Linked DNA regions of Mus musculus: region 2 is linked to region 1. Evidence: chromatin loops called from intact Hi-C (ENCODE). Cell type or tissue: left cerebral cortex. All regions are shown on one strand. Each heading gives the region's core, and the rest is flanking DNA. Links, peaks and the distances in the headings are about the cores only.

Evidence for each region. Peaks named below come from ENCODE experiments on the same cell type or tissue, not always from the same donor. Only the 100,000 strongest peaks of a DNase experiment are listed, where the experiment ranks them.
Region 2: it touches region 1 in a loop (3-fold over the local background); 7 of 42 quality-filtered maps call a loop at or near these places.

Annotation. Positions count from the first base shown.
Region 1 is chr8:128,723,617-128,726,537 of GRCm38, reverse strand. It overlaps Itgb1 (integrin beta 1 (fibronectin receptor beta)), which reads right to left. Exons shown (of 16, transcript NM_010578.2): 14 at 2,110-2,342; 15 at 352-518. Among named protein-coding and RNA genes, the nearest start is that of Itgb1, 39 kb to the right of the region's middle. In left cerebral cortex, for the core only: a CTCF peak has its summit at 1,518 (motif pointing right); DNase peaks (open chromatin) are centred at 1,550 and 2,000; H3K27ac peaks cover 406 bases.
Region 2 is chr8:128,518,036-128,520,956 of GRCm38, reverse strand. No RefSeq gene overlaps it. Among named protein-coding and RNA genes, the nearest start is that of Gm32643, 27 kb to the right of the region's middle. In left cerebral cortex, for the core only: a CTCF peak has its summit at 1,399 (motif pointing left); a DNase peak (open chromatin) is centred at 1,410.

The sequences.
Region 1 (2,921 bases), core at 104-2,603:
AGAATCATGAGTGTATGGAGGGGAAGAGGAGCTCTAGTGTGGCCAGAGACACTGGTGGTATCATTTAAGATTCTCTTTTATATTAGACAAATGAGCTGAGGAGCATACTTAGAATCTGACCTACTAAAGAACTAAAACACAATGGCCACTATATATACAGAGTATCATATCCTCCTAAATTATTAATTGAATAGGAGGTTTCTTGTTTTCAGCAAATGCAACTTCTTTGGATTTTGAACTTTGGGGGAAATAAAATATTTAAAGAAGACTTTAAAGGTCAGCCTCACCATTAATAAGTTACATTTACTTCAGGAACCATCCTACTGCTCTCAGTAATGTTTCATAACTTACCGTGTCCCACTTGGCATTCATTTTCTCCTTTTCAAATTTAGCAAATTCCCTTCTGTCATGAATTATCATTAAAAGTTTCCAAATCAGCAGCAAGGCAAGGCCAATAAGAACAATTCCAGCAACCACGCCTGCTACAATTGGGATGATGTCGGGACCAGTAGGACAGTCTACAAATGAAAAGGTTAATCGTGAGCATAAAAAGACTGAGTATATACAAAGTTCACATGACCACAAAGAGTTGGATGGGATCTTACAAAATTAATAGTGCTGAACACTCAAGAGACTGCACTGTCCCAAAAACCTATTTAAAAGCTACTAAGTTCCAGGCTAGGTGTGGTGGCACATACCTTTAATCTCAAAATGGAGTTCTAGGAGTTTGAGGTCAGCCTGATCTACAAAGTGAGTTCCAGACCAGACAAGGTAAGACCCTGTCTCAAACAAAAAGAAGCTACTAGGCTCTAACAAGGGAGCTTAGAAGACAGTAGAAAATATGATCAGCAGGTCATTTATTTGGGGGTCATAAAATCTATTTCTTTAGCTAAAGACTGAAAAATGTTAAAAAAAAATCGTAACAGCATCAAAAATAATGAAAAGCTTATATATAATTAAAATATTTTTTCAAGATTATAAAGTACTAAGTAATGATAAAAGACAGTAGTAAAGATGATTGGCAGCCAGACATGGTAGTATAGGTTAGCATTCAAGTGGCAGAGGCTGCAAGATTGCCACAACTTCGAAGTAGCCTAATGTAGGTTGTTAGTTCCAGACTGGCCAAGGGCTACATGGTAAGACTGTCCTCAAGCAAATAAAAATGACTGGGGTAATTGGAGAAATCCATGGCACATGAAAAAAACCCTCTAACCCTAACCCTAACCCTCTGCCCACATACTAAATTAATTTTTAAAAAGACAGTATTTTATCAAGATGCATTTTCCCCAATTTAATCTGTAATCTATTGCCATGTCAATCAAAGTCTCATCATTAACACTGTAGAAATAAATCAGGAAGCCACTATTGCAACACCCTGGGTTCACTGCACACCACCACAAAAACAGCAATAAAGCCCCTGTGTTCAAAAATTGCTAAGGCAATGGAAAAACACAGAGGCACATACAACAGTATTCACAGTGCTCCTGTCTGGTGCTGCAGAACAATGCAGAGACCACAAGAGGGCTCAGTGGGTAAAGGCACTTGCTAACAAGACTGACCACATGTGTCTGATGCTCAGGAACCCATCCAGCAAAAGAGAAACAATTCCACAAAGTTGTCCTCTCTTTTTTCAAACACTAAAAGCATTTGTAAAAAGAAGTAAAAGTTGGAGCATTTCCTGTAACACTGAACAGACGTTTACCACATCCTCTAAAATGTGTCCATACCAGAAACCTGACAGAGTGACAAGGAAGGCTACTAGGAAAACAAAGGTGAAATGTGCTTAGTTTCCGGGAAGTTGAACAAATTCAACATTAATAATATCTTTAGGATATCTTCTTCCGGCTCCTAAAGCTGGATCAAGCTCAGATTTAAATAGCACCAACAGTATAGCATGGGTTCCATTTACATAAACTTGATTCCTTCCTTAGTTGTTATATAATTAGCCAAATTCTACTTTAAGCTTTGAGAAGAAAATATCCCAATATAAACCTAATATAAATAGTAAGATAAGAATACAGGCTGTTTCTGCCACCAGAACCCCAGCAATGACTCAGAATAAAAGCAAGGCATCATAAGAAACAATGCTAGGCATCCTCTGACTTCTACCTGGAGTCTCCACAACATGCACGATAGCTTCATTGTTGCCATTCACTGAATAGGTGAAATAGAACCAGCAGTCATCAATGTCCTTCTCCTTGCAATGGGTCACAGGATCGACCTGCACCGGCTGGGGCAACTTCTCCCTGCTTTCTACTTTGGTGAGATTGAAGTGGGAGCACTCCTGTGCACACGTGTCTTTCTTTTCTCCTTTATTGAAGGCTCTGCACTGAACACATTCTCTAAGACAGAAATTGTTACACTTAGCGTGTATTAAGATTAACTTTGCTTAGAATACTTCATGTGCTAAACTAATGGCCATACCAATCTAAGGGCAATATACATTCAGAGGAAATAGGCATTATGCTCCACATGAGATCCTGGTTTCCAGCAGCCTCAGCCAAGCCACGGCCACTAAGGCCAGCAACACTCTGGCTGGCAAACCTGTCAAAGAATAAAGGGGTAGGTAATAAATTCTCCAGACCCACCTTGGACTAAGTCCACTGGCAGTAGCAAAGCACCCAGGAAGCCTCTGGCTACAGAAGCTGCCTGAAGCATGTGCCCTCCACTGGAGGAATAAGGAGCTTCAGTAAAGGCCAGTGACTATGGGGCCTAGTAACACCAAGCCTTATCAAGAAGAGTTCACCCAACATCGGATTCACAAACCTTACTTCCTAGTCAGCTATGGGGACCTGCTCAGCATCCAGTACAGACCCTGGCATCCAGAGCACAGCTATGGTTGCTACACAGATGCCAATTAGGCCTACACTGTGAATCCTTTTTGTAAAGACACCAGCATGTCCATGACAAACCTCTAACAG
Region 2 (2,921 bases), core at 305-2,804, 210 kb after region 1:
AGGAGATTACAGTGGCTTCTTGTCATCCCCTGGGAACTCCAGGAATGCAGAAACCAAAGGAACAAAAGATATAAACGTGTAGTTGGGGTGGGAGGGATTTCAATTGATGGAAGACAAAAGAAAATGCCTTAGGTAGCCTGGAAAGGTTGGTCTTGTTTTTCTGTGAAAGCATAAACTCCTTTGGCCAATGATGTAGAGAAAATGGATCTCACAGAGCCAATATTTTGATCAACAAATGCATGTAGTTTATTTGAGGTGCTGGAGGTGACAGAACAGAAGATAACCAGTTGCTTCTTTATTCTTAGACCAAATCTGACCTAATAATTTCTGCTAACTTGTAATTTCTAGGTTCTCTAAACATCTCATCTCAATTTACTCTTTAGGCATGGAGAATATGGCTGGAGATTGGAGTGTGGGCATTGGGAAGAGCCCAGAACATTCTCTATCCCTCTCTGCTTCCTTTGATTGGTGGCCAAGGGGCTCCAGCTGCTATGGACTAGTTGTAGCGTTGTGGACTCCTGCTAAGTTTGTGCTGGGTTTTTCCCCCAACTCTGTACCTAGAGCAGCTTCCTGATGTATTTCAAATCTGAGCCACCTCATTGTTGCTCTTTGACTTATCAACTCCTGTACCATTGAGAGTGCCTAGTGTTAGTATAATAGCCAATACTAGTTACTAAGTTCCTCTCAATAATTAGACAAGGCCTTCTTTTGTAGGCTGTAGGTTAGTTAATTGAGAAAAAAAAAGCTCACAGGGTGCTTCTTTGAACAGTCTGTGCACAGCCTCCTGCAAACAAAGGTAGTGTCCTTCACTTACTTGCAGATGTAGGTGGTAGCAACTGCAGACAGAGAAAGTAGCCCTCACAGCCTTCCCTTTTCAGACATAGGTGGTACCCTTCTCTTGCCTGCAGTGACAAGAAAGGCTCACATTGAAAAAACAGTTGGTTTGTATATTCAAGAGTGAGCAGGTAATTCTAGGAACCAAGGAGGGGAGGGAGCAGGAAGGGAGAGATTAATTCAGGTGTCATCAGTCAAAAAGCATAACACAGTGACAATGATAACAGGAGCTTCAAAGGAGGGTCAAGTTGCCAGATGACACTGACTTGGACCAAGCTGAAATCCAACTGTCTACTCTGTAATTCACTCACAGAGAGAAAAAAATGAATTGTCTATTGATTTTGAATAGCATATTCCCTGTAGGGATGGCTATTCTTGTCAGAACACTTGAGGTAACTCCCCAGACAGACACAAAAATTTCAGGATCACCTCTCACACACACACTGGTCACCTGCCATTTCTTTAATTGGTGACATTTAGGGAGTCCTCTTGAGGGAACTTTGTCTTGTTACTTACTACAAGCCTCCTAACCCCAGGGGAAATGCCCTTGTGACCCCTACTGGCAGTGCTGAGTAAGTACCACAGAGTTCTTCAGAGCAGACATCAGAGTGCAGTCCAGCCCTGCTTGGATGGAAGCTTAAACATGGAGCATCAGCTCACCCTGATTAGACAGGCTGGAAAGGCAAAACCAAATAATCACTACATATGTACCAATAATGGAACAATCGAGTAAGCACAAAGGGAGAAGACTGCTATCAATATTTAACAATAAGATCAGTGTACAGAGGGTGCTCTACTGAGAACATGGAGGTGATCAGAGAGGCAGAAACAGTTCCATGGTGACACACTGTCACAGTCAGGAAGGAGAGAAGGCCTGGCTGCATGCGGGAATTTCAGGTATGAAGGTACAAGGCAATCAAGATGATTAAGAAGGAGAGGATGATGAGCAATAATGTCATGTTCACTTGCATAGAGATTGTTTGGAGGGATAGAGACGAAATGCAGAGTGGAGTCAAGGGTCTTTCCCAAGCTTCTTGAGCCTACAAGGCCTCTGTATTGATGCTACTCAGAGGCTGAGCTGGACTACTTGTAGCTAGATTGAAGGAGAAGCAATCTGACTATAGTTCTAAGAGAGGCAATATCTCGCCCCCTTCCCCTGCTGCCTGCCCCCCCCTCTCTCCCTCTCTCTCTCTGTCTCCCTTCCTCTCTGTCTCTCTCTCTCTGTCTATCTTGCTCTGTCTCTCTATCTCTGTCTCTCCCTTCTCTGTGTACTGCAGAAGTCAATCTTGGTTGTCATAGATCACCAATAGGCTAGACTGGCTGACCAGTGAACTCCAAAGATCTGTCTCTGCCTCCCCAACCCTGAAATTACAAGTGCCATATCTGCAACCCCCCTCTTACTATGTGTATGTGTGTGTGTGTGTGTGTGTGTGTGTGTGTGTGTCTGTCTGTCCGTCTGTGGGTGCTGGGGATCCAGGTTAGGTTCTTATATTTGAGTGGCAAACATTTTATCAATGGAACTATCTCCCAGCTGTCTCCCCAATTCTTTGCCAGTATCTTTGTAGCTATTTGGTACCACAGGCAACTTGGGAATAGCTCATTCTATAGAGAGATCACGGGTATTGGGTAAAAACAATTTATACAGGACAAATAACTTGAGAAACCAGTTAGGCTATAGTTGTGAGCCATAGATATTACCTAGAGTTTTCCTTGCCTTATGCAAGCCCATGGCCCTTGGTTAGAGCAAGACAAAGATGAATGGCAGAGCACCGAAAACTTGGAGGACTTTTTGGTTTGGAACTGTCAGGTCTGAAGCAGGAAATGTACGAGTCAATAGGATAGCAAGTTAAGGGAGGTGAATTCTGTGACCTTGAAGTTGGATGGCTTAACTCTGAATCCTACCTCCATTACACAATCTCTAGACCAGCTCAGTTTTCCTACTTGCATCTTGGGTTTATAGTTTTCAAGTAGTTACAATACCAGGGATCAACTTATGTACACATAGGGAGTGGGATTGCATGGCAGCACACTTGCTGACATCATGAGGACCTGAGTTTAACCTCCAACTCTCCAAAAATAGATGGTGA